Regions from separate parts of the Homo sapiens genome. Here region 2 is linked to region 1. Evidence: read pairs that join two places in POLR2A ChIA-PET (ENCODE). Cell type or tissue: MCF 10A. All regions are shown on one strand. Each heading gives the region's core, and the rest is flanking DNA. Links, peaks and the distances in the headings are about the cores only.

Region 1 (16,249 bases), core at 3,451-7,450:
AGGACCTCGCTGTGGGGAGGGGAGGATGGAGAGAGTGGGAGAGGTGCTGGGGCGTGAAATGATTTGTGAGTGATGGAAGGAGGGAGATTCAGGTTCACTGCAGGAGACCCTTGGCATAGTCACCTGTACCCCCACTCCCCACCGAGAAGGTGGCCTCCAGGACCTGCTGGCCTCACTGAGGCTCCTTAAAACCCAACAGCCCCTCTGTTCCCCTCCTCCACAGCTTAGAGCCAATCCTGCTTTGGGACAAGATGGGTAGCGAAAGGATTAATGTCAACCTGACAAATAAGTTTTAAAAAATCAGCCCAGAAGCTTGCTGTCACTCCCATAGAGTATCAGATCCGGCCTCCGACGAGATGAGAGTTTTGGGAACCCCAGGAAGTATGGCAAGTGACATTTTCAGCCCCAGCCTGATTTCTTTGGGGGCTTTGCCTGTTTTCCTGCCGCCTTGAGGTCTGTGGACCAATGCTAATTTGTTTCTTGGGTTATCTGACATGGGACTTTGAGGATTTGAACACACTCACAGCTCCTGCGTTCCACGTGGCCCACAGGGAGACTGTCTTTATCCTTCGGACTGTCTTGTTTGGGGCTCCCAGAGCAGTTTGTAAGGTCCTTGGCAGGAATATGAAGATAGCACATTGCTTTATTTTCTTGAGCACTTAATAAGCGTCACTGGAGCTTCTAAGGAGGAGTCCGAGGCAGCTTCTGACTTCCTCCTCTGAAGCACAGTGGAAAAACACTGGGCCCAGCTTCAGAAGACCTGACTCCATGCCTTGGTTCTGATGCTGGCTGAAGTGCATCACCTCAGTTTGCTCATCAGTAAAAGGGAGTGTTGACACCCAGAGGACAAGAATACCCACCTACCAAGGGCATGGTGAGTATTCAGTGAGATCATGGAGGAGAAAATGGTTTCTGCAGTGCTGCTCACATATAAGCAGAAGTGGGATTATCAAACAGAAAGCATCAGCTCATATTCCCAACCCCGCCCCACCTCCCCACCCCAGTCAAATTCACTGTGGTTATGGGCTCAGTGCTTGAAAACCCATTTTTCAGTGATAGAAATCTGACTGGCCACTAAAAATCCTTGTCCTTTCTAGCTTGATTCATTAACCAGTGAGGGGTTTCCTAGGCTAGTGGAATGGGGTTGGACATGGGCAAAACAGGCATCTCCATCCTTGGCCACTCGGGCCTCATGACTGGCCCTGGGCCCCCTTTAAGAAGGGCCCTCTGTGTTGACTGTTGGAGCTTACAGGGACCTGGGAGAAAGAGTCCATGGGGAAAAGCTGTCAGAGTAATGAATGTTTTACGAGAGTGAGCGAGTCACTGCCTTATCGGGAAGATGCTGTTTCTCACTCTCTCTCTGTTACCAGGAAGTGAGATGTACTGAAAGCCATCGTGGTGTTTTTCCAAAGATGGCCTTTGAAGAGGAGGTGTTTCTTTAAGGGGCCCAGGAGAATAGGGGTTGGGTTTGCAGGGAGAAAACCTGCCCCTTTAAGAAGCCTGGTTCTGGCTGTGGCAATCCTGTGGTATGGAAGATAATAATAGTCCCTACTTATATAGCATTTGCTGTGTGCCAACTGCTATGCTAAGCATTTAACATATATTAACCCATTTAATCTCCACAACAACCCTATGAAATCTGTACCACTTTTTATCTCCACTTTACAGGTAAAGAAATTGAGGTCAAGTGTCTTGTCTGGGTCTCAGCTAGTAAGTGATAGAGGTAGGATTTGAACTGAAGGAGTCTGGCTCCTGAGTCCATGTTTTCAAATACTACATATATGCAGAGGAAAGGAGTCTTGATAGTCTCCATAGCAGTGTGGAGAGCTTGATCATGTACTAGTTCAGCACATTTCTTTATTTCTTTTCAACAGCTTTATTGAGGTACAATTTACATATTATAAAATTCACCCACTCGAAATATACAACTCTAAATCTACAGAGTTCTGCAGCCATGACCAGAACCAAGTTTTAGAACATTTCCACCACCCCAAAAAGCTACCTTGTTCCCCATGCATGTTTTAAACTGAGTCTCAATTTTCTCAACTGTAAAATGGGAATAACAGTGCCTGCCTCATACGGTTGTTATGAGCATTAAATCAACATGTAAATGGCATAAGGTAATGGTCAACAAATGTTATCTATTATTATTACAGTCTCTTAGAGTCACTTAAATACAGACTTTTAGAGCTGGAAGTGGGAATGGTCTTAAAGACAATCTAATCAAACTCTCTCCTTTAACAGATAAAGAGATAACAGTGCCAAGATGTTAAGCAACTTGCCAATTAAGGACACAGTAAATTTAGTGGCAGAGCTGGGAATGAAACCCGGGTTTCTTGGTTGGTACTTCAGTCCTCTCTTATCTCCTGAGAGACTTTCCACTCGAGGCACAGGAATATCATTGTCCAATACCCCCTTCACCCCCCATCTTTGCCATCTTTGTGGGTGCCTCCAGAGCAATGCTGACTGGCAGGCATGGACCCTGGGACTTTGCTTGTGCTGGAATACATAGAGCTCTGGCTTTGGAGCAGGGAATGTGGCTGAGGAATGTTGGGTGCAGAATCAGGGGACCAGATCCAATGTGGAGGCTGAGACAGGAATGTCCATTGTCAGAACACGGAATGCATTAACTAAAAGAATCCAGGACACAGCCAGTCCAACGGTCAGCTAGTCTCTGCAGAGCCAGCTTCATGGGCATATGACCTGTGCAGTCACACGGGGGCTCAAGCTTAGAAAGGCCCCCTGCTTGGTTTAATGCTTTGTTGTTGCCATCTTGAAATTCACAATGATTTTTAACAAGAAATGTCACATTTTTATTTTGCACTGGATCTTGTAAATTATGTAGCTGGTTTTGCCCATGTGATAGCAGAGCTGCAGCCAGACTCTTAAGGCCCTAGCAAGGAATAGTGTCTCTCCACCCAGAACTTACTCACATGTAAACTCTATGTATAATACACAGTCATAGAGTCTTAATACCGAGCATTAGAAGAATCAAAGCCTGGGCAACATATGGAGAACCTGTCTCTACAAAAAATTTTATTAAAATATTAGCCAGACATGGTGGCACATGCCTGTTGTCTCAACTACTCAGGAGGCTGAGATAGGAGGATGGCTTGAGCCTGGGAGGTGGAGGGCGCAGTGAGCCATGATTGTGCCATTGCACTCCAGCCTGGGCAACAAAGTGAGACCCTGTCTGAAAACAAACAGAGAATAAAAGTTGTGAAACAATTTGCACATTATGATCCAATTTATGATGAAAGATGCCCCATTAAAGTATATCTTTCTATATGTACATATGCTTGTATGAAAGTATATTTTTTTAAGGTCTGGAAAAACACTTCAAACTGGCAGTCATCAAGGGAGTCATTAACTTTTTCTGTGTGTTTGAGTTTGTTTTTTACAAGGAGAATCTATTCATGTATTACATACATAATTATTAAAAAAGTGTAAGATACTCCTAATACATTCTGTAAGCATTTTCCTATATCAATAAATAGTCAGTAAATAGTCTTAAAATGCCAAGAAAAGGTGTCTTGAGAGGGGAAAGCAGAAGTAGGTGTCAAGAGGGACCCTGGAGAGTGGTAGACAGGGGCAAAGACTATTTCAGGCCATGACAGGGCCTGAGGGGAACAGGCTTGGATGTGAGGAAGGGAATACCGGGTGGGGGAACCCAGAGGTAGCTGGTGAGAGGGTGGGTGCTAGGTGTCAGCTCCGTTCAGATTTAGAGGCTGCGATGTCCACTTTGGTGAGGGTAGGGGAGGATGATAGGAGCTGGAAAAGGATGAATTGCCAAATACGACTGGAGGTAAAGGCTGTAGAGGTGAATCCAGCTGTGGTGAGAAATGGATGAGGTGGAGGTAGGCAGGTGATTCCCTGCAAGGGAGAAAGAATGGGGCTCAGATGTTGGATTTAACAGAGAATGGGAGATTTGAGGCAGTGTGGCCCAGTGGTCAGAGTGCAAGCTTTGGAGTCAGGACGGCAATCAAATCCCAGATTCACTGCATCCTAACTGTGTAACCTTGAATTCTCCTCTGGGAAACAGAAATGATCTTGATAATAGCTATGCAGTAGGGTTGCTGGGAAGATTTGATAAGATGATGGAGGTAAAGCATTGCATCCAGTGGCTGGCACAGACCCCCAAATCTTCCCCTTTTCTCTTTAATTGATTTTGTGGTTTGAGGCTCTTAAATGGCAAGAAATCATTTGCATGAATAAAGAGCCATTCTTCCAAGCACTTCCCTCCTAGTTTTCTGGGAGAGCCACTGGAAGCCAGGATTCAGAGTTCCATCCTGCAAAAGCTGAGCTGAGCTAGCCAGGAAGGAGGAGGAGCTGACTGTGGCCCAAGGGCTGGGAAGCAAGGCAGAAGGGGAGAATCCAGCCCTAATTCCCACGCTGCTGGTGCCAGTGAGGCTGACTGTGGGAAAACCTTGTCAGGGGTCACACTTTGGGATCTCTAGGAGCAAGGTGCTCTGTGAATGCTTATCTCAGATTCTCTCCACCCCTGGCCCTTTCAGTGCCCCCAGCCCAACTCCGGGGAGAGTATGAGTGACTGACAGGCCCTGCTGCAGCTGCAGCCTCCTCACTGTGGGTACAGATGTGCTCAGCAGCAGCTGTGACACGGAGCCCACACCTGTTCCCTAGATCAGCTGCTGTAACTGTACTCCTGGGAAAGCAGGCCAGGTGCTCAGGCCTTGCCAAAGCCAGGTCAGAAAGCAGGTGGAAAGTCGGGCATCTGCCTGTCATAGCAGCGGTGGAGGCTGCCTGGAAGGTCATGAGGCCCTGGGAGTCTCAGCTACAGACTGGGCTCCTCTTCCAGCCCACGCTTGTCCCCAGCTGTACGCCTCCCACAGGCCCTCTGTGGTTTCCTGACCCCCTCCCTGGGCACCACCACATTGGGGTGGGAGAGACTGAGGAGCTAGGAAGGAGGCGGGGAGTCTTGAATGGGATGCCTCTGGCCATCTGTTATTCTGGGCCTGTAAGCTGTAAAGTCAGGGGACTTGTCCTGGGAGGTGGGGGTGCCCTGGAGCTGAGCAGCAACAAGGACCGGAGGAGTCAAAGAGAACTGAGGCAGGGAGAGGCCAAGGATGAGGGTGCGTCTGGAAATGAGAGCAGGAGAGCCTCTTGCGTGGCTTTGGCTGTGGAGACCTTCGTTCCGGAGACTCTGGGCTGCCACGGGAGAATTCCACTAAGCATGTGTCGGGGGCAGGCCCGGGCAGGCGGCCGTGGGAGCGCTGCACACACTCTGCTCCAGGCCTTGGCCAGCTAAAGTGCCGCTCTGGGAGAGCCTGGATACCGGGTGAATCCAGAAATCCCAGGTCCCTGGGAAAATTTCAACAAGGCAACTCTGACACGCGTCCTCTGACACCCAGACCGACACAATATATTGCTCACGCCAATACACATAAAAACCTCCCGATAGAAAACCAGATGGTGAGTTGGCATTGCTGATGTCTGGATTCTACACCCACACCCCACATAGTGCTTATAAAGAACACACCCTCCACTCATCCAGCCCACCCCACTTTCAGGGAGAGGAATCTTGAGCCTGCGATGCTCATAATGATGCTAACGCCTCAATGGAACGGTGCTCGCCAATTTCCCCAGTATCTCTGACAGTGCCGTGCCAGAAGAAACAGCACATGTGGCAAGCAGCTCCCGGCCAGATGTGGGACACTGCTGACCCCTGCTGGCGCTTTTCTCTCCACGCCAACCAGGGAGAGCCCCAGGGAGAATGCAGTATTGGAAAAACCTTGCAATCTGTCTGGGAGGGGTAGGAAGAAATACCCCAGCTCAGAATCTCCTCATCTGGAGTGCCTTTGACGAGACTAAGATGAAATTACAGTAAACCCAGACTGAGTTTCTGGGAGGAGTGAGACAGACTAATAGTATGTCCCCCTTCAGCCTTTGTGGCCTGGAAAACCCTGCTGCCAATCCCCTTGAAACTAAATTGGGAAACCATTAGCAACACTCCTTTAGCCAAGCTCAACCTTTAGGAGGAAAAAAAAAAGTAAGAAAGAAAGAAAAAGAAAAGAAAAGAAAAGAAAAAAAACACCATCCACAAGTAGCCCAAGATTTTCCAGTTACAATCAACCCCTTCCTTACCCACCCCCTGTCCTGCCCCAACGCCTTGCAGAGTCTTTGTGAAGTTTTAGCTTAATTTATTGTGGGTTTAATATTCCCCTTAGACTAAGATGTAATCATCATGGGTTTAATACTTTTCTTTCCATGAGAGACAGTAGCACTGTGCTCTTTGAAAAATCTTTACTAAGACCAGGTGTGGTGGCTCACGACTGTAATCCCAGCACTTTGGGAGGCCTAGGTGGGTGGATCATCTGAGGTCAGGAGTTCGAGACCAGCCTGGCCAACATGGCGAAATCCCGGCTCTACTAAAAGTACAAAAATTAGTCGGGTGTGGTGGTGGGTGCTTGTAATCCCAGTTACCTGGGAGGCTGAGGCAGGAGAATTGCTTGAACCCGGGAGACAGAGGTTGCAGTGAGCCGAGATCGTGCCACTTCACTCCAGCCTAGGTGACAAGAGTGAAACATAAAAAAAAAAAAAAATCACTTTGTACCCACAGAGACGAAGTTCAAGTCTTCCAGAATCTCTACTGGAATAGTCATAGCGACCAAAGGAGGACCAGGACTCTGATAATTCCAACAGAATTAGTATGGAAGCCCCACAGCACAGAGAAGTGTTTCCATTATTAAAACTCTTTTCTCTGTCTGGGCATGGTGGCTTGACCCTGTAATCCCAGCACTTTGGGAAGCCAAGACGGGCAGATTGCTTGCATCCAGTAGTTCGAGACCAGCCTTGGCAAGGTGACAAAACCCCATCTCTATAAGAAATACAAAATAATTAGTTCATGTCTGTGGTTCCAGCTATCCGGGAGGCTGAGGTGGGAGGATCACCTGAGCCCAGGAGGCGGAGGTTGCAGTGAGTCGAGACTGCACTACTGCACTGCACTCCAGCCTGGGCAACAGAGTGAGACCCTGTCTCAAACAACAACAACAACAACAACAACAACAACACAACCCTTTCTCTCCTTTGCACCCTACTCTAGACCCAGAGCTCTTTTTCACTTTGTTGTTAAACTCCATGAATTGTGTGTAGACCCCCTATCACTCTACAACCCATCACCATTAGGCCTCCACTCTGAACACTCCTACAAAGGCAATCATGGGCCTCTTAATAGCTAATCTAATGTACATATTCCAGTTCTCATTTTACTTGCCCTCTATAGCATCTGACATTTTAACGTCTATTCATTCATTATTTATTTTAAAATTTATTATGAACTATTTTAGGCCTGCAAAAGGTATACAGAATAATATAACAAACATATCTGTTCCATTAGTCAGGGTTCTCCAGAAAAGCAGAATCAATAGAATGTACACTATAGATAGACAGGGAGGGGATGGAGGGGGAAAGAGAGGCGGGAGGGAGAGGGAGAAATAGAGAGAGGGAGAGAGAAAGAGATTTATTATAAGGAATTGGCTCATGCAATTGTAGAAACTGACAAGTCCCAAGATCTGCAGGGTGAGTCAGCAAGCTGGAGACCTAGGAGAGTCTATAGCATGTTAGTTCCAGTCCAAAGTCTGAAGGCCTTAGAAACAGGAGGGCTGATGATGTAGTTCCCATCCAAAAGCCAGCAAGTTCAAGACCCAGGAAGAACCAGTGTTTCAGTTCAAGTCTGAAGGCAGGAAAAAGCCAATGTCCCAGTTTGAAGGCAGTTAGGCAAGAGGAATTCGCTTTTACTTAGGGGAGAGTCAGCCTTTCTCGTTCTATTTAGGCCATCAACTGATTGGATAAGGCCCACCTATATTAGAGAGGGCAATTTGCTTTACTCATTCTACTGATTTAAATGTTAATCTCAACCAAAAACACCCTCACAGAAACATCCAGAATAATATTTTACCAAATATCTGGGCATCTTTTGGCCCAGACAAGTTGACACATAAAATTTAACCATCACATCTGTAAATGCCCTGAGTTTAAGAAATAAAGCATTACGGCCGGGTGCGGTGGCTCATGCCTATAATCCCAGCACTTTGGGAGGCCAAGGCGGGCAGATCATGAGGTCAGGAGATCGAGACCATCCTGGCTAACACGGTGAAACCCCATCTCTACTAAAAATACAAAAAATTAACCAGGCGTTGTGGCAGGCACCTGTAGTCCCAGCTACTCCAGAGGCTGAGGCAGGAGAATGCCATGAACCTGGGAGGTGGAGCTTGCCGTGAGCTGAGATCGTGCCACTGCACTCCATCCAGCCTGGGCGACAGAGCGAGACTCCGTCTCAAAAAAAAAAAAAAAGAAATAAAGCATTACAAATATAGTTTAAGCTCCTCCTCTATTGCATTCCTTTCTCTCCCCCCAGAGGAAACGTTATTCTGAACTTGGAGTTAATTATTCCCATGCATATGTTTTTTTTTTACTATATTATACACTCTATATGCATTGCATTTTAACTATATGAATAACATCATGCTGTGTATATTCTTCTACAATTTTCTTTTTTGACTCAACAAATTTGTAAAGTTCATCCATGTTAATGCATATAGCTTTAGTTTACTCATTTTCACTGCTGTATAATATTCCATTGTACAACTACATTCTAATTTATTTATTTTATTTTATTTTTCTTTGAGATAGAATTTCACTCTGTTGCCCAGGCTGGAGTGCAATGGCGTAATCTCGGCTCACTGCAACCCTGCCTTCCGGTTTCAAGCGATTCTCCTGCCTCAGCCTCCCAAGTAGCTGGGATTACAGGTGCCCACCACCACGCCTGGCTAATTTTTGTATATTTAGTAGAGATGGGATTTCACCTTGTTGGCCAGGCTGGTTAGAACTCCTGACCTTGTGATCTGCCTGCTTCAGCCTCCCAAAGTGCTGGGATTACAGGCATGAGCCATTGCACCTGGCCTATTTATTTTATTGTTTCTAATTTTTTTGCGATTACAAACCGTGCTGCTATGGAAATTCTTGTAAAGATCTTATTGTGTACATTTGTGTTTCTCCAGTAGTCTACCCAGGAGTGAAACTGATGGCCGCAGAGCCTGGACACTTTAACTTTACCATATTCATCCTAACACTGGTATTGTCAGACCCTTTTTTTGGACAACCAGATGGATGTGAAATTGTAGATTATCATGATTTTAATTTGTATTTCACCAACTATTAATAGGATTGAGCATCTTTTCATAAGTTTGTTCAGATTAGAATTGCCTTCTATTCCTATTTCCTAATCTTTTTCCAATTATATTGTTGGTTATTTTCTCTTGGATATATAATAATTCTATAGTGTGGCCAATTGCCCTTTTTCTGTTACATGTTTTTCTCTTATCCTTTCCAAACTGGTGGCTTCTGTCTCAGCACCTTTTTAATAGCTTTATTAAGGTATAATTAACATAGCCTAAAATTCACCCATGGTAAAGGTATGATTCAATGATTTTTAGTAAATTTAAAGAGTCGTGTAACTATTACCACAGCCTAGTTTTAGAACATTTATAACATCCCAAAGCAATTCTTCCTACCCATTTGTAATCAATCTCACCCTCAGCCACAGGCAACCACTAATGTGCTTTCTATCTCTATAGATTTTTCTTTTCTAGATATTTAATATAAATGAAATAATCTAATTTATGGTCTTTTGCATCTGGCTCTTTTCACTTAGAATTTTTTTTTTTTTTTTTTTTTTTTTGAGACAGAGTCTCGCTCTGTCGCCTAGGCTGGAGTGCAGTGGTGTGATCTGGGCTCACTGCAAGCTCTGCCTCCCGGGTTCACGCCATTCTCCTGCCTCAGCCTCCTGAGTAGCTGGTACTACAGGCGCCCGCCACCATGCCCAGCTAATTTTTTGTATCTTCAGTACAGACGGGGTTTCACCTTGTTAGCCAGGATGGTCTTGATCTCCTGACCTCATGATCTGCCCACCTCAGCCTCCCAAAGTGCTGGGATTACAGGCATGAGCCACTGCGCCTGGCCTTTGAATTATGTTTTTAAGGTTCATTTCGGTATAGCTATAGTAGTTTTTTTTTCTTTTTATTGCTGAGTAGTATTTCATTGTATGAATACAGCACATTTTGTTTATTTACCAGTTAATGGATTTTTGGCTTAATGATCTCTGATGAGAAATAACTCTCACATTTATATTTTACCCCCTGCATGTAATGTGTCTTTTCCCCCTATGGCTGCTTTTAAGATTTTCTCTTTAGTTTTGGTTTTCAGCAATTTTACTCTGATGTACCAAGTGTGATTTTTTTTCTTTTTTCGTTTTTTTTTTTTTTGAGACAGAGTCTCACTCAGTCGCCCAGGCTGGAGTGCAATGGTGTGATTTCGGCTCACTGAAACCTCTGCCTCCTGGGTTCAAATGATTCTCCTGCCTTAGCCTCCCCAGTAACTGAGATTACAGGCACCCACCACCACTCCTGGTTAATTTTTGTATTTTTAGTAGAGACAGGGTTTCACCATGTTGGCCATGCTAGTCTCAAACTCCTGACCTCAGGTGATCTGCCCACTTCAGCCTCCCAAAGTGCTGGGATTACAGGTGTGAGCCACCACGTCCAGCTCTGGCTAATTTTATATTTTTAGTAGAGACTGGGTTTCACCAAATTGTCCAGGCTGGTTTTGAATTCCTGACCTCAAATGAGCTGCCTGCCTTGGTCTCCCAAAGTGCTGGGATTACAGGCATAAGCCACTGCGCCTGGCCCCAAGTATGATTTTTAAAAAGTTTATCCTGCTTGGGGTTAGTTGAACTTTTTGGACCTGTGGATTGTTATTTTTCATCAACTTTTAAGCCACTGTTTCTTTAAATATTTTTCTGCCTTATTGTTTTTTTCCTTATGGAACTCTAATTGCATGTATGTTAGACTGCTTACTATTATCCCACAATTTGCTAATGCTCTGTTCATTTTTTTCAACCATTTTTTCCTCTCTCCACTTCAATTTAGATAATTTTTATTAGCTTATATTCAATTCACTTATTTTTTTCTTCTGCAGTGTCTAATTTGCTGTTAAGCTCATCCAGTAAGTCTTCATACACTGTATTTTTCAATTTTGTAATTTCCCTTTAGTTCGTTCTTGAATTTCCATTTCTTTTGAAATACCTTATCTCTTTACCTATTGTGTGTTTTTTTTTCCTTTAAAATTTTCAGCATACTTATAATTGTTGTTTTAAAGCCTTTGTCTGCTGATTCTCATAACTAGATCACCTGATGGTCTTGTTGTCTTGTGATTATGAGTCATAGTTTTCTACTTCTTCATATGTCACACAAAATTTGTATTCTGTACCCTGTGTGTGAAATAGCAGTAGAGGTTAGCAGTAGAGATTTAAGTATAATTTTTGTGTTTTGTTTCCATTTTTCAGGGAGTGGAAGCTTTTCCTTCTGTTTGGTGGTTAAAGTGCATAAACATAGGATTATTACATCCTCTTGATGAAATGACCTCTAATCATTATGAAATGTCCTTCTTTATCTCTGGTAATATTCTTTGCTCTGAAAACAACTCTTGTTGTTATTGTTTCATTTCATTTTTGTTTTTTGAGACAGGGTCTCACTCTGTCACCTAGGCTGGAGTGCAGTGGCATGACCACGGCTCACTGCAACCTCTGCCTCCTGGGCTCAGGTGATCCTCCCATCTCAGCCTCCCAAGTAGCTGGGACTATAGGCCTGCACCACCACACCTGGCTAATTTTTTGTATTCTTTGTAGAGACAGGCTTTCACCATATTGCCCAGACTGGTCTGAAATCAACTTTGTCTGGTGTTAATACAGCAACTCCAATCTTCTTTTGACTAATGTTAGCATAGTATATTCTTCCTATCCTTTTAAAGATTTTATATTTAAAGTTCATTTCTTGTAGATAGCAAATAATTGAGTCTTACTTTAAAAAAAAATCCATCTAATAGTCTCTGCCTTTAAAATGAAGTGTTTAGGCCATTTAGATTTAATGTGATTATTGATGTGGTTGGATTTGAGTCTATCACTTTGCTGTTTATTTATTTATTTTTTAATTTTTTTGAGACAGAGTCTCACTCTGTCACCCAGGCTGGAGTGCAGTGGCGCAGTCTTGGCCCACTGCAACCTCTGCCTCCCAGGTTCAAGAGATTCTTCTGCCTCAGCCTCCAGAGTAGCTGAGATTACAGGTGCGTGCAACCACACTAGGCTAATTTTTTTATTTTTAGTAGAGACAGGGTTTCACCATGTTGGCCAGGCTGGTCTCAAACTCCTGACCGCAAATGATCCGCCCACCTTGGCCTCCCAAAGTGCTGGGATTACAGGCTTGAGTCACCACACCTGGCTCCATTGTTTATTTTCTATTTGTCCCATCTGTTCTTTGTTCAATTTTTTCTCTTTTTCTGCTTTAGATTAATTGAGTATTTTCACAATTCCATTTATCTCCTTTGCTGGTTTATTAGCTATAACTCTTTGTTTTGTTATTTCGGTGGTTGCTTTAGGATTCATACTATTTATCTTTAGCTTACCCAAATCTACCTTCAAGTGATATTATACCATTTCATGCATAGTATAAGAACCTTGCAATAATGTGCTTCCATTTGTCTCCTCCTGACCTTTATACTATTATAACCATGCATTTACTTTTCCAAATGTTATAAACCCTGAAATACATTCTTATTATTTTTGTTTAAATAGTCAACTATCTTTTTAAAAGTATTAAATAATTTTCTTCTTTCCTTTTTTTTTTTTTTTTTTTGAGACGGAATCTTTCTCTGTTGCCCAGGCTGGAGTGCAGTGGTGCTATCTCGGCTCACTGAAACCTCCACCTCCCGGGTTCAAGCGATTCTCCTGCTTCAGCCTCCCTAATAGCTGGGATTACAGGCGCCCGCCACCACACCTGGCTAATTTTTGTATTTTTAGTAGAGACGGGGTTTCGCCATGTTGGCCAGGCTGGTCCTGAACTCCTGACCTCAAGTGATCTGCCCGCCTTGGCCTCCGAATGTGCTGGGATTACAGGCATGAGCCACTGCACCCAGCCAGTTTTAAATAATTTTTTTAAAATCGTATTTTTTAACCATGTAGCTACCATTTCTTCTACTCTTTATTTCTAAAAGATATTTTTTCTAGATATAGAATTCTTTGTTGACAATTTTTTAAAAGAAATTAAAAATGTTACTCTGCTGTCTTCTTGCTTGTATTGTTTCCAATGAAAAATAAGACATCATCTTTATCTCTGTTCCTTCTTTTTACTTCCGCCTTAAGGACTTACTTTAAACATTTCTTATATTGGGGTCTGCTTGTTGTGAATTATTTCCCCTTTCACATGTCTGAACATGTCTTTATTTCACTTTTAATTTTTAAAACAACTTTATTAATATACACTTTACATACCAAACAAGTCACCTATTGAAAATATACAACTCAGCTGGGCACAGTGGCTCGTGCCTGTAATCCTAGCACTTTGCGGGGCTGAGACAGGTGAATTGCTTGAGCCCAGAAGTTCGAGACCAGTCTGGGCAATGTAATGAGACCTTTTTTTTTTTTTTTTGAGATGGAGTTTTGCTCTTCTTGCCCAGGCTGGAGTGCCATGGCGCAGTCTTGGTTCACTGCAACCTCTGCCTCCCAGGTTCAAGTGATTCTCCTGTCTCAGCCTCCCAAGTAGCTGGGATTACAGGCACCTGCCACCATGGCTGGCTAATTTTTGTATTTTTAGTAGAGATGGGGTTTCACCATTTTGGCCAGGCTGGATGAGACCTCATTTCTACAAAAAATCCAAAAAAATGAGGTGGGAGGATTGCTTGAGCCCAGGAGGTTGAGGCTTCAATAAGCTGAGATCGCGCCACTGCACTCCGACCTGGGTGACAGAGTGAGACCTGCCCTGCCCCACCCCCACAGAAAAGAAAATGTACAACTCAATGATTTAAAAAAACTACTTAATTGGGATATAACTGACATGCGAAAAGCTGTACATATTTAGTATATACAACTTAATGAATTTCAATAGTTTTTAGTATATTCACACAGTTCTGTAACTATCACCACAGTCTAATTTTAGAACATTTATCACCCCAGAAAGAAACCTGGTACCCATTACAAGTCACTCTCCACTCTTCTGTGCCCCCACCCCAGCCCTAACAACTGCTAACTTACTTTCTGACCCTGTAGAAAGAAACCGCTAATTTATTATACTTTCTGATCTCTCCAGACTCAGCTCCTTCTCAATTCAGGAAATCTCTGAGCTTTGCTTAGGTTCCTTCTGCTGCGCCACAGCTTGGAAGCTCTTTCACATGGAAAGCTGGGACAATCAGAGGGCGCCTCATTTGTTTCTCATCTCTCATAGACCACTCTCCTTTATTGCCTATTTCCAGTGTCCTGAAAACTGTTGTTTGATATATTTTGCCCTCTGTTGTTGTTTTAAGCAGGAAGATACCTGTTACTCCATCTTTGCCAGAGGCAGATGTCCATTAAAATGAAAGTCCCACAGGGCCGGGGGCGCAGTGCCTCACGCCTGTAATCCCAGCACCTTGGGAGGCCAATGGGGGCAGATCACTTGAGGTCAGGAATTGGAGACCAGCCTGGCCAACATGGCAAAACCCTGTCTCTACTAAAAATACAAACATTAGCTGGGCATGGTGGCACTCACCTGTAATCCCAGCTACTCAGGAGGCTGAGGTGGAAGAATCGCTGGAACCCAGTGGGTGGAGGTTGCAGTGAGCCAAGATCACACCACTGCACTCCAGACTGGGCATCAGAACAAGGCACTGTCAAAAAAAAAAAAAAGAAAAAAAGAGAAGAAAAGAAAAGAGAGAAAGGAAGGAAGGAAGGAAAGAAGGAAAAAAAGAGCCACATTAAACAAACCTGACTGAGAACACACAGGTCTCCAGATACTACATTTGTGGAACATCAGTTTAAGAAATTTTATACAATAATAAAAAGGCAAATAATTTAAAAATAGGTAAAGTCGAGGCATAGTAATCCCAGGACTTTGGGAAGCTGAGGTAGGAGAATTGCTTGAAGCCAGCAGTTTGAGAGCAGCCTAGGCAACATATTGAGATCCCGTCTCTACAAAAAATTCAAAAATTAGTTGGGCATAGGGGCACACACCTGTAGTTCTAGCTACTCGGAAGGCTGAGGTGGGAGGATTGCTTGAGTCCAGAAGTTACAAGTTACAGTGAGCTATGATCACACCGCTGCACTCTCTCCTGGATGGCAGAGCGAGACCCTGTCTCTTAAAAAAAAAAAAAAAAAAAAAGGAAAGAAAGAAAAATAGGTAAAAAGGGGCACATGTTCTCAAGATCTCCTGAGGGCTGCGTCATGAGAAAAAAATTAAATATAAAATAAGTAAAAGATTTAAATAGCTGGGCGCGGTGGCTTACGCCTGTAATCCCAGCACTTTGGGAGGCCGAGGCAGGCAGATCACGAGGTCAGGAGTTCAAGACCAGCCTGGCCAAAATGGTGAAACCCTATCTCTACTAATAATACAAAAATTAGCGGGTGTGGTGGTGTGTGTCTATAGTCCCAGCTACTTGGGAGGCTGAGGCAGGAGAATCACTTGAACCCGGGAGGCAGAGGTTGTGGTGAGCCGAGATCGCGCCATCCCACTCCAGCCTGGGCAACAAGAATGAAACTCCATCTCAAAAAAAAATAAAAAACAAAAAAACAAAAAAACTGATTGAGGAGAGCAAAGATCACCTGGTGACCATCAAGCTGACCATCCAGAGGCAACATTTCTTATCTGAGGAATTTAGAAGTAATTAGATGTCCCTATTATTCTAAAGCAAGCATCTGGTACCAGGCTTTTAAAAAATTTTTTAAGTAACTAGGATTTCTGTACATCTCCTGAATAAATGCATGTTGAAACTCGTTGTGCAGCCCTTGCTGACATTAAGGCACCAAAATATCTACAAATGTAATCACGTATCATGACCTATGTGGCTAATATGGTCCACATTACTCCTAAGCTCCTGCTTTAAGGTCCATAAATACCCCTAAGGAAAAGTCTGCCGTGGCGCACTTACTTTTCTCATGCTGAGGCACCTCACTGCACTCTTCTGCAGCTTTCTTTCTTTTTTTTTTTTGACTGTAAGTTTATTCATCGCATAATAATCCTCTCCAATTTTACTGAGGTGGCTGACCACGTCCACAACCAAATCCATCTCTGAACTGGAATTTGGTTGCTGACCCGGCCCCAGCCTCGGCTTTCTTGTTGGCACCAGGGGGCACAGCACTCCGTTTGTAGGTATCTCTGTTGGCTTCCCCTCTTGTGAGTCTTGCAGGTCGCTCACCCTCCAGACTTTAGGC
Region 2 (16,249 bases), core at 6-4,005, 55 kb after region 1:
CAGGTGATCCACTTGCCTCAGCCTCCCAAAGTGCTGGGATTACAGGCGTGAGCCACCGTGCCTGGCCATCTGAGCAGACTTCTTTAATAGGCACGATGTAAGTTTTCATGTCCCTTTTCCCTGTTGTGGAGAGTGTGGAAGTAGGTGTGATGGAACCTCCAGCAACCTGGATATGTGTATATCTCAAGGAGCAGATATACCTCCCCTGCCAGCTCAAGTAGGACATATGGTATGAGTGGGAAGACCTTTGCTATGTTAAGCTATTGGGTTTGGGAGGAGTTTCTTAGCACAGCATAACCTAGCCCATCCTAACTAGTACACATACCAATATCACCTTAGATAGGCCGAGTCAAGTATGGAGACCATATTTCTACAAAGTCAGGATCGTAGCCTGTCAAAGATCTAATGCTTAACTCTGGGGTCTTCTTCAGTAGGAAGGAATATCTTCTTGCAAAAGTAGGGTGGGATTCCTAAAGATGTGAACTCTTCCTCCCCTTCTTTTGCTAGTCCCTGTTAAGTAGAGAACTCTGATTCACCCATTTGCCATTGTGTCCCTAAAGTCTAGCCCAGGGCCTGAATTAAGAATTAAGAATACTTAATTCTTAATTCACACACAATGGGATTTACTCTGAAGTTCCTTTCTATGAATCTTCCTGTAGATCACATCCAAGAATATGCCATGAGCCTTCCTCCCCTCCCTAAGCCCCTCCACACACCCCTCTGCCTTGAGCAATTTGTTAATTTCTCCTTGACCTAAGCCTCAGGCTGGACAACTCACAGCCTCCTTCTCTGCCTGATCTTGACAATGGCACTGCATAGGAGCTTCCCTGTTATCAAAGTCATACTCACGAATAATAATCTTTATAACTCTCATGATGAAACATTTGAAAATCAGAGGCAAGTGGTAAAAAACTCATCCATGATCTCCTCACCTCGAAGGAACTGCTGTTGACACTGTGACCTTTCCTTTCCTATTTTCCTCTGTGCATTCCCCCTCCCCCCATACTTTTAGGGAGAGCCTATGAATGTCTCCTATTTAGGAGGAGAGGGAAAAGCCACCCACAAATGCAGAAAATGGCACAGCTGGAAGGGGACTTACGAATCCTTCAACCAACTCCCTTACATTACCATTGAGAATGCTGCTTTATACTAGTCTGGGTGCAGATGTGTGAAAAGTAAAAACAAATATCTGGCAAGACCCAAACCAAGCTAAGTGATTGTTGTCTCTGGGGTTGGGGGACTAGAAGGGTGGTGAAAAGATACTGTCATGTTTTGAATCTTTTGCAACAAAAATGTATTCAAGTGTTACTTGCATTTAAAGCACATTATTACTAGAAGAAAAGAGAAAGCAACTTTTATGTCAAGGGTTTCATGGCTATTATTGGCATATTGGTTGAGGCCACTAGTTTCCTGGGTATCAGTCAGTCTCCTCCTAGTGTCATTGCCCCTTGGTCAAGTGTCCTCAAGGAAGAGATTCATTCCAGGGCAGCCCATTTTTTCCTACAACATGGGCACCCAGATGCCAAGATGGCATGGGAAAAAGGAAAATTCTGCAGGCCCCAACCTGAACCATTAGCCCACAAGTCCAATCTCTGTAAGACCCACGCTGGGATCAAATGCCTTCAAGCCCAGACTCAGCCCCATCAGAGGGGGCAGTAGGTGCTCTCAAGACGAAAGGGATTCTTGGTGAATCAGGAAAGTTATTGGGCTGGAAAGTGATTAAAGGGCTGAGCGTGGGAGGGGATTTCCACTGAGAGAGCCAGGCCCAGGAGCAAGCCTGGGCGGGTCGGCTGCAGAGTTGCTGCCCACTTGAAGTCTGTCGCAATGGTGCCCATAAAACCCAAGTCATCAGAGACTTGAAACCTTGGTAGGGTTTTTCCTTCTGTTTCCCTTTAGAAAAACAGAGATCCGAGGAAACCCCAAAGTCCTGGAACAAAGGGCTGTACATCAAAGCGGTGCGAGCAGGTCAGGAGAAGTCTGAGGGAGAGGTCAGCTGGAGTGGGTCTCCCAGCCCCCAGCTCCCAGGGAGAGGAGAGCAGTGAGGGACCTGTGGATTGGAGGGTGGGTGCAGAAGCCTGAAGGGAGAAGCAGGGTGGGGAGGAGCAGGGCTGTGAACAGACCCATTTTCATGCCCCATCTAGGTGAGGAGGCACTACCTGGCCTGAGGAATCCAGGGAACAGGTTGAGGAAGGAGTAGTGATGTTTTCTTTTCTTGCCTATACAGGGGTTACATAGCTCCCATAAACTAGCCAGGCTTTTTTTTTTTTTTCAAATATGCACTGAATCTGCAAGATAGAACTTGACAGCCTTCATTTTACAGATGAGGAAACTGAGGTCAGAGAGAGGAAGTGATTGTGTAAGGTGTCACCAAGCTTAGGCTAGGACATGGGTGTCCTGTCTCCTACCTGAGTGCTCCTTCCCCTACACCAGTGGTTCTCACACGTGGGCGTCAGAATCACCTGGAGGGCTTGTTCAAACACGGATTGCTGGGCTCCAAACCCGGGTCTGGGGTGGAGCCTAGAATTTGTATTTCTAACAAGTTCCCAGCTGATGCTGACTCTGCTGGCCTGAGACTACATTTTGAGAACCGCTGCTCTAGACCCTTGCTATCTAAAGTATGTTCTGTTGACTAGCAGCATCAGTGTTACTTGGAAGCTTCTAGAAGTGCAGAATCTCAGGTCCTACCCTAGACCTATTCCATCAGAATCTGCATTTGCAAGATCCCCAGGTGATCCATTTGCACACTGCAGTCTGAGAAGCGCTGGTCTATGCCACACACCTCTTTCTGGACTGGGGGTCAAATTGAGGCAGCCTAGATGAGCCTTCCAACTCCAGTTGCCAGGGGATAATGGAATAGGTGCCCAGGGTCCTGTGGGGGAACCAGCCCCTTTTTTGTGTTCCCCAAGGTTGGGGAGTTCTCTCCAGAACTACAGAGACAGGAGGGGCTGCATGCTCAGCTCTGGGTTTGCTCGGTTCTAGTGTACACACCCGACATCAGGAGGCTCTATGTGCCCACCTTGGGGAATCCTGGGAATGCCTGGAGGCCAATAACTGCCATTCAAGCCTCTAAATCAACCCCTGCTCTGAAGCCAGCCCTTGCGTTTGAAATTCTATTTCAAGAACTTATGTAATACCTATGTGTTTATTTTATTTTAAAAATATGCCTAATACATGAGTATGACATCCAAACCATATTGAAGCATGCTCATAAAATGACAGGCATTCTCACACTGCCCATCCCCATCCTGGACATTCCATAAGTAACATATCACTGTGAATTGAATCCTGTTAGATATAACCTGTACAACAGAGGTGGACTTTGTTCATTGTGGCCATGCTATATACCTTATTAACTCACTGTACTGTAATGTTTCCCCATGAAACAACGTATTTCAGGCATCTCAACCTACTAAGACCTGTAGATCTGTGTATTTTCAACTGCTGCACCGCATGAACATTTATGTACTGTGCAGTTAACTAGATTTTTAGAGAAGCAATGCATGCACAGGATTTAAAAAAATCAAACAATACAGATTGGTGAACAATGAAAAAATAAGTCTCTATCTTTCTTCTTCATTGTTACCTAGAGAAACTGTTAACAATTTATTTTAAATTTTTATTTACTTTTCTAAACAGGGTCTTGCTCTGTTGCCCAGGCTGGAGTGCACTGGTGTGATCATAGCTCACTGTAGCCTCAAACTCCTGGGCTCAAGCCATCCTCCCACCTCAGACTCCTGAGTAGCTGGGACTACAGGCATGTACCCCACTATGGCTATATTTAAAAAATGATTTTGGAGAAACAAGATCTTACTATGTTGCCTAGGCTGGTCTCAGACTCCTGGGCTCAAGCGATCCTCATGCCTTAGCCTCCTAAGGTGCTGAGATTACAGGCAAACCATTTATTTTTGGTATTTAATTAAAATACTTAATTTTTGTAATAGTTTTGGATGTATAGTAAATTTGAGCAGATAGAACAGAGTTCCTGCATACCTACCCTTCCCCCATAGTTTCTCCTATTATTAACATCTTGCATTAATGTGCTACATTTTTTACAATGAATGAGCCAAGATTCATACATTTACTATTAACTGAAGTTCATGGTTTAAACTCACTCTTGTTGTATGGTTCTGCAGGCTTTGATAGATGCATAACGTCACGTATCCACCATTATAGTATCATACAAAATAGTCTTGCTGCCCTAAAAATCTCCTTTAACCATCTAGTGGTTTCCATTGTTTTAAATAATGCAGTTACATTCTTTTCATTAGTTCATTAACTCTAGATTGCATTGATTGTTTCCCCTCCTCTGCATTATCCTTTTCCACCTCCCAGTTTTTGTCAGGTACATTGTCATTTCATTTTCTCATTCGATAATTATTCATTCAGTTCCTACAGTGTATTAGGCAATGTTCTAGGTGCTGGAGCCACAGGGGTAAAAAAAACAGATAGGCTGGACGCGGTGGCTGACGCCTGTAATCCCAGCACTTTGGGAGGCCGAGGCAGGCGGATCACGAGGTCAGGAGATTGGAACCATCCTGGCTAACACAGTGAAACCCCGTCTGTACTAAAAATACAAAAAGTTAGCCGGGCATGGTGGCGGGCGCCTGTAGTCCCAGCTACTCAGGAGGCTGAGGCAGGAGAATGGCGTGAACCCAGGAGGCAGAGCTTGCAGTGAGCTGAGATCGCGCCACTGCACTCCAGCCTGGGCGACAGAGCGAGACTCTGCCTCAAAAAAACAAACAAACAAAAAACAAACTCCCCGCTGGCATAGAGCCCACAAGTAAAGGAGATAGACAATAAGTAAGAAAAATACAATTGTGGATGCTAATATGTGCCATAGAGAAAAATTGAGCAGGGACGGGATACAGTGTGTGTATGTACATCTATGGAAGGGGGTTGTGGCTTTAAACACAGTGTTGGGAGAAGACCCCATTGAGAAGGTAATACGTGAACACAGCTTAGTGTGGTGAAAAAATGAACCATTTGGTGATCTGGGAGAGAGGATTCCAGACAGTGAGGACAGCAGGTGCAAAGGCCCTGAGGAAGGATGGTTGCCAAGTTCAAGGGATGGTGAGGACTGTGGCTGGAGCCAGGGATAGAGGAAAGTACAGGAGGTAAGATCAGAAAGTGAAGAGCAGGTCTTAGAGGGCCTTGCAGGTAGCATCAATGACTTTGGCTTTACTCAGAATGAGATGAGAAGACTCTGGTGGCTTTTGAGCAAAGGAGTGATATCATCCTTAGTTTTAAAGTTTTTGCAGTGTTAATGTACGTCTTGTTTTGTTAATAAATTGTCTTCAACACTTTTCTTTAGATTGAGTCTAACAATTTATGAAGAATTTATATAAGATTAAGTAGACAGCCAGGCGCAGTGGCTCATGCCTGTAATCCCTGCTCTTTGGGAGGCTGAGGCTGGTGGATCGCCTGAGGGCAGGAGTTCGAGACTAGGCTGGCCAAAATAGTGAAACCCCGTCTCTACTAAAAACACAAAAAATTAGCTGGGCATGATGGCAGGCGCCTGTAATCCCAGCTACTAGGGAGGCTGAGGCAGGAGAATCGCTTGAACCCGGGAGGTGGAGGTTGCAGTGAGCCGAGGTCGTGCCATTGCACTCCAGCCTGAGCAACAAGAGCAAAACTCAATCTAAAAAAAAAAAAAAAAGAATTAAGTAAATATAGAAAACAAAAGCTATGTTACTTTTTGCATCTCTCTGGGTCTCATTCTTACCTCTAACCCGCCTTATTCCCATCTTTCTTTCCGCCTTGTCCTGGGTAGCCACCCAGAGGGACCCCTCCTCTCCACTTGGACTTCCTCCTTCTCACACAGGTGTGGAGGTGGTGTGGCTCAGCCCTAGCTAGAACCATTTCCAGCACATTCTTCCCTGGGGCCATTTTGTAGTCTAGCCTGTTCCAGCCGGACTTGGATTTACTGACGGTGCAGATCTGCTTTCTCTTTGGGGTGGGCAGAGGGAGAAGCCAGCTCTGGGCTGCTACCATGGGACATTTTGTCCATCAGCCAGATGTGGAGTTAACAAGTCAATGATAATTGAGTAAGTGATGGGGCGCGGTGGCTCACGCCTGTAGTCCCAGGACTTTGGGAGGCTGAGGTGGGCAGATCATGAGCTCAGGAGTTCGAGACCAGCCTGGCCAACATGATGAAACTCCATCTCTACTAAAAATACAAAAATTAGCCAGGCATGGTGGCAGGCGCCTGTAATCCCAGTTACTCGGGAGGCTTAGGCAGGAGAATCACTTGAGCCCAGGAGGCGGGGGTTGCAGGGAGCCGAGATTGTGCCATTGCACTCCAGCCTGGGTGACAAAGTGAGACTCCATCTCAAAAAAAAAAAAAAAAAAAAAAGAATTGGGTAAGTATCTCTAGGGCCCAGCACTGCTCCAGCCCAGTGACTTAACCAAGAAGTTTAAGTCAGAGCTCCTGTTCCAGGGGATGGGTAGGGATACCTCAGCAGGAAGGGAGGAGCAGCACCAGCCCTCTCTGCACGCTGCTCCCCTGGCTTTTGAGTTCTTCTTGATCCTTCTGATGGCCCAAATAATCCAGCCTGGGCCTGAGCCTCTCCCAGATGTGGCTACCAGGCAAGATGCCAGTTCTAGGGAAAGATTTGGAATGAATCATCTCCCCTAGTCCCAGAGGTCTTGAGATTGGAGGACAGGATTCCAGGTTCCAAGGACCCATTCAGGCCTCCAGGAAGACGTTGTCGTGTTAGGAACTGGATGCTTAGCTGATGAAGACCCTTCCAGCAGTAGAGTATGTCCTGCTAAATTTCCTCCAATGGCCCCCCACCCCCATCTTTATCTGCTCACTCTTGCTATCCAATGTTCCCTTCTCCTGTGTCCAAAAGCCCGCTACCTCGCAACTCAGTAAGCTGAAGAGAAAAGTATGGGTGACTGGATCATTTTTAAAGGAACTATGTGGACTCAGATGTTCATGTATGGGCAGTATGGGTATGTATCATCAAACGATCCTGGGCCCTGTTAGCCACCATGCATTCTCATCTGGACTTTGCCATTTTCAAAGCCATGTGACGCCATTTACATTATCTGACCTCTCTGGGTCTCATTTTTCTCATCGGTAAAACGCCCACAGTGATAATAATATCTGTCTATCATGAGCATCTACAACATGTGAGAGGGCTCTGTACGAAGCCCATACAACTGTGAATCCACCTGGAACTGGAAAGAGCATGAATGAGTCCCAGACCCAGTGTGGGGAGAAGAGGAACTGGTAGAGATAAAACAGCAGTGGCCCACGCATGTAATCCCAGCACTTTGGGAGGCCAAGGCAGGCGGATCACCTGAGGCGGGGAGTTTGAGACCAGCCTGACCAACATGGAGAAACCCCGACTCTACTAAAAATACAAAAAATTAGCCAGGTGTGGTGGCAGATGCCTGTAATCCCAGCTACTTGGGAGGCTGAGGCAGGAGAATCGCTTGAACCTGGGAAGCAGAGGTTGCAGTGAGCCGAGATCGCACCGTTGCACTCCAGCCTGGGCAACGAGGGCAAAACTCCGTCTCAAAAACAAAAACAAAACAAAACAAAAAAATGAGTTAGGGGTAGAGCCTGATCTAGGGCCCTGTTTCCTCAGAGAGAGAACTTTGGATCATGGCAGGACTGTGCCAGGTTGGTGCACCCAGGAGACCCCTGTGGAGTGGTGGGGAGGAGCCATGGGAGGGCAGGGCTGGCAGGCAGGCTGAGACCTTGTGGGTCCCTCAGGTAGGGCCGTGGCCACCTCGAGCTCCCTCTTCTGCTGCTCTCTGGGCCTCAGGAGACACCTGTCTTTGTCTTTTCTTTAATGCCACTGTCTATTCCCTCTCCTGGAGGGGCATTCTGGGAGTTAGGAGTTAGTTGTCGTCACACGTGTGTGTGTGTGTGTGTGTGTGTGTGTATAAAGAGTTATGGATGAGACACTGACAGTTCCCTTCTCTCATCTCCTAACTTTGGGACTGCAGAGGAGCGCACTCCTATCCCCACAACAGGACCTTCCCTGTATCTGTTAGGCTCTGCTCTTTGGGCAGGAGGATGGCAACACAGGGTGTAAGTACAAAGAGGTCTTATTACTGTCATTATTATATATCATTACTCCCGTAAGAATCTATTATTAACATGTTGATGAATAGACCTTTAAGAAACTGTGGGCCTGGAGGAACTGATCAAGATGGGGACAGAATGAGGACCTAAGAGAGCCCTCTTCCAGTGCCTGGCTTAATCTCAGGGCCCCCATCATTCTCTAAAGGGAATAAGAGTGGGGAGAGGGGAGGAAGAACATTTCTTGAGACTCAAGAGTTGTCAGGTCCTGTCTTGGGTCTTTCACAAATGTTATCCAACTTATTCATCAGGACAACCCCATGAGATGAGAATAAATTAATCCTCCTATTCGACAGATGAGGAAATTGACGGAGGTCAGTAAAGTTGCCCCAGGTGGGCAGGACACAGCCAACAAGGGAGAAGAGGTTTGAACTCAACTCTGCAAAGCTCTTGTGTTTACACAATATTCTAGCCAGAACAGAAAGAGACCTCTCCCTCTGCGTTCCCCTCCAGCTCTGTATGCGGGAGAAGTCCATTCTTGGGGAAGGCCGAGGGAGGACAGAATCTGCGGAGCGGAAGGAGCAAGGTTGGAGCTGCGCTTACACCTGGGACTGGCTGTGCCATCGGTCCAGCGTCGGCGCCTGCAAGTGTGCGGTGGAGAGGACTGCAGACAGTGGCATCCCCAGGTCACGGAGGGGGTCCCTCCTCCCCCACTACGAGGAGGGCATGAATGACCTCAAGCCTCAGCTCTCCTTTGTTGGCACTGGCTACTCTCTACAGGCCTCCCCGCGCAATGCATGGGGGTAGGAGTAGGAGCAGGTGAACTGTCCAAGCAGAGGCAGCGATGGACAGCCTCTCTTGGGTGCTGCACAGAGAAATCGGGCGATGGAGGAGGAACCCAACATGGGCTTGATGCAGAGGCTGGGGGCCCCATGGCGTGCCAAGTAACCAGCAGCTGTCTGACGCCTAACATGCAACTGGTGCCACTGCGCGTTCGCCAAGCAAGCCCACCCCCTTGCTAGCAGCGCGCTCTCCAATCGAGGAGATGCGCCTTCCCCCTCCCTTCCCCGCCATCTCCCCCTTCATTCAAGGCCTGGGGGAGCTGCGGTTCCGAGAAGCGGCAGACGGCAGCCAGAAGGCTTGGGCTGTTGAGTAAGCAGCCCCCTCTCAGTCCCGGCCCTCCCCGCCCCGCGCCCTGCGCCTCCAGTGAGTGACTGAGCCCCCGCTGCGGCCCCGCCCCCGGGGCCCTGCCGGAGCTGGTGCGCGGCGCGGAGGGGAGGGCCGGCCAGGGTAGGAATGCGCTGCGGGCGGGCGGCGCAGGAGGCGAGCGGCGGAACATGTAAGGGCACATCCCGCGAGCTGCCGCCCAGCGCGCAGACAGAGCCCAGGGGAGCAAGAGAACGGGCGGGCGGTGGGGCTCACGGCCTAGGGAGGCGCGGAGGCATCTGGCAGAGGCGGGTCGGGCTGGGCCAGCTGGGGTAGAGCGGAGGAGCGGGTGCCGGCTGAAGCGGGGCGGTGGGCGCGGAGCGCGCTGGGGGCACCGACACCACCTCACCGGCAGCCGGGTGCTGAGGGCCGCGGTGTGGGTGCGCGGAGCAGTCAGGGCGCAGGTGGGCAGCGCGCACGGCCTGCCAGCCCGGGGCGCCAGAATCCTGCGCTGCGGGGCCGAGAGGGGCGCCGCGCCCGCCGCAGCCTGGAGCTTTCCGCGAACCTCGGGGCGCCCATGACGGCGGCGGCGACGGCTACCGTGCTCAAGGAGGGCGTGCTGGAGAAGCGCAGCGGCGGGCTGCTGCAGCTGTGGAAGCGGAAGCGCTGCGTCCTCACCGAACGCGGGCTGCAGCTCTTCGAGGCCAAGGGCACGGGCGGCCGGCCCAAGGAGCTCAGCTTCGCCCGCATCAAGGCCGTGGAGTGCGTGGAGAGCACCGGGCGCCACATCTACTTCACGCTGGTGACCGAAGGGGGCGGCGAGATCGACTTCCGCTGCCCCCTGGAAGATCCCGGCTGGAACGCCCAGATCACCCTAGGCCTGGTCAAGTTCAAGAACCAGCAGGCCATCCAGACAGTGCGGGCCCGGCAGAGCCTCGGGACCGGGACCCTCGTGTCCTAAACCACCGGGCGCACCATCTTTCCTTCATGCTACCCACCACCTCAGTGCTGAGGTCAAGGCAGGTAAGCCCCCGGGGGACTGGGCCCTCTTCTCTCCTTCCCTCCCTTCTCTTTCCCCTACAGAGAGAATGAGGACTAGCATTCTACTTCAGAGCCGGACATCTTAGGGGGGAGGTTCCTGGGGCCAACTGAGGGCATGGGAGGCTTGGGCCAGTGGCCAACCCAGCAGATCCGGACTTTCCCCTGAGGCACCAGGTTGGCCGGTCCAGAATGTGATCCAGGTGTGTGAGAGGAAGATGGAAGCCCTGGGAGGGGGATACCTGGGTGAGATGAGCCTTCTTTCAAGTTGGTTCAGCCCTGACTCAGGTGGAAGGAAGTAGAGGGAGGTTGGCCTGCACATTGCCCCAGGCTGTGGGCCTCTGCTTTCCACGCAGAGCAGGGCTCCTGGACTTCGGCTTTCTGGCAGCTGAGGACAACCGAGGGTGGGGACGCGGATCGTGGAGGCCGACCCTCTTTCCCTCTAGGTTGAATGCTTGTCATAAAGTTTGAGCATTGAATTGATGTAGAAAGACAGTATCTCCCAGATGGCGAAGGCACCATCAAGGGTTGCAAATAGAGCCAAGGAGTCCGGCTCCCAAGGTGGGGCCTCAGTGGAAGGTGGGGCCTCAGTGGGCCGCCTTGGCTGGACTGGGCCTGAGGGATCCAGCTCCTCCTCTACATATGTGTGTGTGTGTGTGTGTGTGTGTGTGTGTGTGTGTGTGTGTATGGTTTGTTGTTGTTGTTGTTGTTGTTTGAGACAGAGTCTCGCTGTGTCACCCAGGCTGGAGTACAGTCGTGTGATCTTGGCTCATTGCAACCTCTACCTCCTGGGCTCAAGCAAATCTCCTGCTTCAGCTTCCAGAACAGCTGGGATTACAGGTGCCTGCCACCACACCCTGCTAATTTTTGTATTTTTAGTAGAGATGGGGTTTCGCCATGTTGGCCAGGCTGGTCTTGAACTCCTGACCTCAGGTGATCTGCCTGCCTCGGCCTCCCCAAGTGCTGGGATTACAGGTGTGAGCCACTGCACCCAGCCTATATATATATTTTTGAGACAGGATCTCTACCTGTCGCCCAGACTGGTGCAGTAGCATAGTCATGGCTCACTGCAGCCTCAACAGCTTCAACCTCTTGGGCTCAAGCGATCCTCCCACCTCAGCCTCCAGGTAGCTGGGACTACAGGCACACGCCACCATGCCTGGCTAATTTTTTTTTTTGTAGATTTGGGGTTTCCCCACGTTGCCCATGCTGGTTTCGAACTCCTGAGCTCAAGCAATCTGCCCACCTTGGCCTCCCAAAGTGCTAAGATTACAGGTGTAAGCCACCACACCTGGTCCCCATTCTTGACAGTGGGTTTTGAGCCCTAGGGCTCACTGTTAGGAGAGCAAGGGAGCTGAAGGATAGGCAACTGCGCCAGAGGCTGGGCCACTGATGCCAAGGGGTGGGGGCCTAGCTGTCTACCTGCCCCTGAGTGCCAGTCAGGCCTGGCTGGGCCAGGGAAGGAGAAGCTGGAGGAGGGCATGGGGCACTGGGGCAGGGTGGGTGGGTGCAGCAGGATGGGGTCATGAGTTGTTATTTGTGATGTCTTAATCCTCTATGAGCAGTAGGGCAGGGAGTGGGGGGCGGATTTGTGGTCAGGAAGGCCCAGGGGAGGGGCCAGGAATAGAATCTGGAAGCCCTGGCTCTCAGCCCTGTGCCCTCTTCCCCAGATGCCACTCCCTTCTTGTGAGAAGTAGGAGTAGGGCTGAGAAAGGATTTAGCCTTCCTTCTAGCCTTAATTTTTCCAGTGGAAACCTAGATCCTTCTCTCCCCACTACCACCTCCTAGGCGACCTTACCCGCCTGCAGATGTCTTCAACAGTAGAGAGTCCTAGTGAGCCTGGGGCCCCATCTAGTGCCATACCCCACTTTGATGGTCCTGTTAATGCCCTCCCACATTGTAGTTAGGGTTTAGCTGAGAAGTGGGGTATAAGGCAGACCCCCTGTGCTGAGGATTGATCCACATTGATCCCTCAGGTCTTGGGGGCCTGGGAGGAAGCAGATTCCTTTACCACAGTACGTATGCAAAAAATGTTTTCCATGTTTATGGAAAAGGCTGGGAAGTGCTGGTGTAAAATGCCCAAGCTCATAATAGATACTCCTTTCTCCATTGTTGCCCCTGCTCTAACTGCTGTTCTTTCTTGCCAGCTTCGTTGTTCCCTCTGGCTTGTGGGGGCACGGCTGTGCTCCATGTGGCAAGGTGGAAGGCATGGACGTGTGGAGGAGGCGCTGGAGCTGAAGGAATGGACGAGCCCTGGGAGGAGGGCAGAAGGCTACGCAGGGCTGAGGATGAAGATGCAGCCCCTGGATGGTCCCAGACTCTCAGGACATGCCCAGCTCAGGGGCTTCGAGCCACAGGCCTGGCCTCATATGGCATGAGGGGGAGCTGGCATAGGAGCCCCCTCCCTGCTGTGGTCCTGCCCTCTGTCCTGCAGACTGCTCTTAGCCCCCTGGCTTTGTGCCAGGCCTGGAGGAGGGCAGTCCCCCATGGGGTGCCGAGCCAACGCCTCAGGAATCAGGAGGCCAGCCTGGTACCAAAAGGAGTACCCAGGGCCTGGTACCCAGGCCCACTCCAGAATGGCCTCTGGACTCACCTTGAGAAGGGGGAGCTGCTGGGCCTAAAGCCCACTCCTGGGGGTCTCCTGCTGCTTAGGTCCTTTTGGGACCCCCACCCATCCAGGCCCTTTCTTTGCACACTTCTTCCCCCACCTCTACGCATCTTCCCCCCACTGCGGTGTTCGGCCTGAAGGTGGTGGGGGTGAGGGGGGGTTTGGCCATTAGCATTTCATGTCTTTCCCCAAATGAAGATGCCCTGCAAAGGGCAGTAACCACACAGTTTGCTGAGTGAAATTCTTTGCCCACAAAGACCCAGGGCTTGGAGCATCTCTCTCTTTATCCTTAATCTCCCAATTTGCAACCCATTCTGAAGTCTCCAGCCTGGATAGGCAGAGACACTAAAACCCCAGTAGACAGGGCCTTGGTGGTCCTAGGAAGGAGGGCCCATAGATTCTGGACCGAGGGATGTCAAGCTGGTCAGTTCAGTCCCTATGAATGTCTCTTCTACAGGAGGCTACCCTGCCCCTGCTACCCTGGGAGAAGCCTCAGCTTTCTGGGCAGAGTTTGTCTCCCTGTCATTTATACTCTCAGGCTTTATACATTTACACAGTAAGTTCTCCCTCCTGGAGGGTTAAAAGGAATAATTTCAACAGGGTGAAGGCCTGGCACGGTGGCTCACAACTGTAATCCAAGGACTTTGGGAGGCTGAGGTGGGTGGATCACCTGAGGTCAGGAATTTGAGACCAGCCTGGCCAACTTGGTGAAACCCTGTCTCTACTAAAAACAAAAATTAGCCAGGTGAGGTGGCACACACCTATAGCCCCAGCTACTGGGGGAGGCTGAGGCAGGAGAATTGCTTGAACCTGGGAGGCAGAGGTTACAGTGAGCTGAGATGGCACCACTGCACTCCAGCCTAGGTGACAAAGCAGCAAGACGCAGTCTCAAAACAACAACAACAAAAAAAACGGGAAAACAGGTACAGACAATAGCTGCCTGGAGTTGTACAGAAACTTGATTGGGTAACCCTGGACCTTTCCAGGCTGTGGCCAGCAGTTGACCCTGCCTGCCTTTCCTCCATTGTTTTCCCATGTCTGACCTTCCCTGTTGCAAAGCAGTGGCCTACTACAGGGTCTCTCTGGAGGGAGCAAGGAGGCTCAGTGGCCCCATTCAGCAATTCGAAGTCCCTTTAATTGTTTTGTGCTTCCAACCTGTTTTGTTCCCGTTCAGATTTCTCTCGCCTTCCAATAAAAACTTCCCTGTCCTGTGCCCCAGTCCCTCAGAGTCCACAAGAGGTTCAACTTGCTCATCTGATGTGTGAATTACATCACACAGTTGAATGAGAATTTGTTAATTACAACAGAACTTTTATAAATATGTCACTTACTGTATCCAATTGTACAATTGTCCATGGGTGGCTTAATCCCACCATGGCAAATAAGCGTCTGTTTATGCAACCCTAATCAGTGCTGAGAAAGATCAGAGCTCAACTAGAATGCTGTGATCAATTGGTGATGCCTGCCATGGGCTTTGGAAGAAAGGTGGGGAGAATGGCGGCATTATCTGGGGGGGTGGGCGTGGCTGGAGAGAAGAGGGTTGCCATCCTATATAACAGCAGCTTCTAAATAGCCTCTAAAATAGAATCTTTGGGCGGGGCGCGGTGGCTCACGCCTGTAACCCCAGCACTGTGGGAGGCCGAGGCAGGCGGATCACGAGGTCAGGAGACCAACCTGGCTAACACGGTGAAACCCCATCTCTACTAAAAATACAAAAAAAGTTAGCCGGGCGTAGTGGCAGGCACCTATAGTCCTAGCTACTCGGGAGGCTGAGACAGGAGAATGGCGTGAACCCGGGAGGCGGAGCTTGCAGTGAGCCGAGATCACGCCACTGCACTCCAGCCTGGGCAATAAAGCAAGACTCCATCTCAGAAAAAAAAGAAAAAAAAATAGAATCTTTGCTCTTCAATCAAACCGGAGGGTAACTGATGGTGGGGGTTCAGGCATAAGGAAAAGACGTATCCAGGCACTCAGAAATAGGGGAGTGGGCCGGGCGCGGTGGCTCACACATGTAATCCTAGCACTTTGGGAGGGCAAGGCGGGTGGATCACCTGAGGTCAGGAGTTTGAGACCAGCCTGGCCAACAAGGCGAAACCCCGTCTCTACTAAAACTACAAAAATTAACTGGGTGTGGTTGTGCACGACTGTAATCCCAGCTACTCGGAAGGCTGAGGAAGGAGAATCGATTGAACTCTGGAGGTGGAGGTTGCAGCGAGCGGAGATAGCACCACTGCACTCCAGCCTGTGTGACGGCAGTGAGACTCCATCTCAAAACAACAACAACAACAACAACAAAAACGAAATAGGGGAGTGTTAGTGAACAGATGGGGTTGAGAGGCAAGACATCCAGCAAACTAAATGCCTTTACAGGCTAGGCACTGTGCTCGACTCTGGGGATGCAGAAGAGAAAGACAAGATCCAGTCCTTGCCTCAAGGAGCCAGGTTCTGGTGACATCAGTCAGTGCTAACTGGTGCCCATAGAACTGGCCACCAGGCGCCAGGGGAGCACTGGGCAATACTTTCTCTGTCCAGCACTAGGGGTCATTCTCAGAGCTTGGCTGCAAAGGGCAGTGTAGGGTATAGTATGAGAGACATCAAGGGCAGAGGGCAGGTGGAGGGTGGAGGGGGAAGCAGGCTCTAGTTTCTGGCACTCTGCTTTTTTGGAACACCAGCCCTGTTGGTTTAAAGTATGTTGGTTCTTGACCAAACCCAGCTTCCGTTTCTCTTGCTAGGAGAGTCCCAGCCCCTTGAAGAGTCTGCTGCTGTTAGAGCCCTTGACACAGACCCTAGAACGCAGTTCTAGGTATGCAGCAGTGTAGGGGCTGGTGGTTGCAATGGGGTGATCATTTACTATCATTTGTAAGAGCCTGGGAGCTGTCTGAGTATCCTAAGAGCCCTCACAGCACAGAGGTCTGGGGTTCAAGACCAGGTTTTTTGTTGTTGTTGTTGGTTTTTTCTTTTTTGTTTGTTTTGTTTTGCTTTTTGAGACAGAGTCTTGCCCTGTTGCCCAGGCTGGAGTGCAATGGCACGATCTCGGCTCACTGCAACCTCCGCCTCCCAGGTTCAAGCAATTCTCCTGCCTCAGCCTCCCAAGTAGCTGGGATTCAGGCGCCCGCCACCAGGCCTGGCTAATTTTTTGTATTTTTAGTAGAGATGGGGTTTCAGTGTGTTGGCCAGGCTGGTCTCGAACTCCTGACCTTGTGATCCACCCGCCTTGGCCCCCGAAAGTGCTGGGATTACAGGCGTGAGCCACCGTGCCCGGCTAAGACCAGGTTTTAAAAAAGATCCGTGACCTCTTTGGGGAGTCTTTGCCTCTCTGATGGAGGAGGGGCCATCCTGCTTCCTGGGTTCACGGGTGTTCTCACTGCTCTGGTTTTCATGACTTTGAATTTCCAAGAAGGAGCAAAGGCCCTTACCCCGGG

Evidence for each region. Peaks named below come from ENCODE experiments on the same cell type or tissue, not always from the same donor. Only the 100,000 strongest peaks of a DNase experiment are listed, where the experiment ranks them.
Region 2: POLR2A ChIA-PET joins it to region 1 with 5 read pairs; 10 of 35 experiments call an interaction of 5 or more read pairs at or near these places.

What each region holds. Positions count from the first base shown.
Region 1 is chr1:201,520,368-201,536,616 of GRCh38, reverse strand. CSRP1-AS1 (CSRP1 antisense RNA 1) reads right to left here. Exons shown (of 2, transcript NR_160747.1): 2 at 1,833-3,193. The region is part of intron 1 of LOC124904484 (a long non-coding RNA gene); the gene reads left to right. It also overlaps the pseudogene RPS10P7. Among named protein-coding and RNA genes, the nearest start is that of NAV1, 11 kb to the left of the region's middle. In MCF 10A, for the core only: a CTCF peak has its summit at 5,691 (motif pointing left); a DNase peak (open chromatin) is centred at 5,666.
Region 2 is chr1:201,462,296-201,478,544 of GRCh38, reverse strand. It overlaps PHLDA3 (pleckstrin homology like domain family A member 3), which reads left to right and starts at 9,357. Exons shown (of 2, transcript NM_012396.5): 1 at 9,357-10,204; 2 at 12,367-14,267. The coding sequence starts at 9,759. The coding sequence ends at 10,142. RefSeq lists silencers at 9,088-9,317, 9,528-9,837 and enhancers at 9,338-9,457, 8,972-9,686, 9,908-10,047, 10,118-10,177. In MCF 10A, for the core only: no CTCF peak of the experiment used is centred there; DNase peaks (open chromatin) are centred at 1,764, 2,454 and 3,224.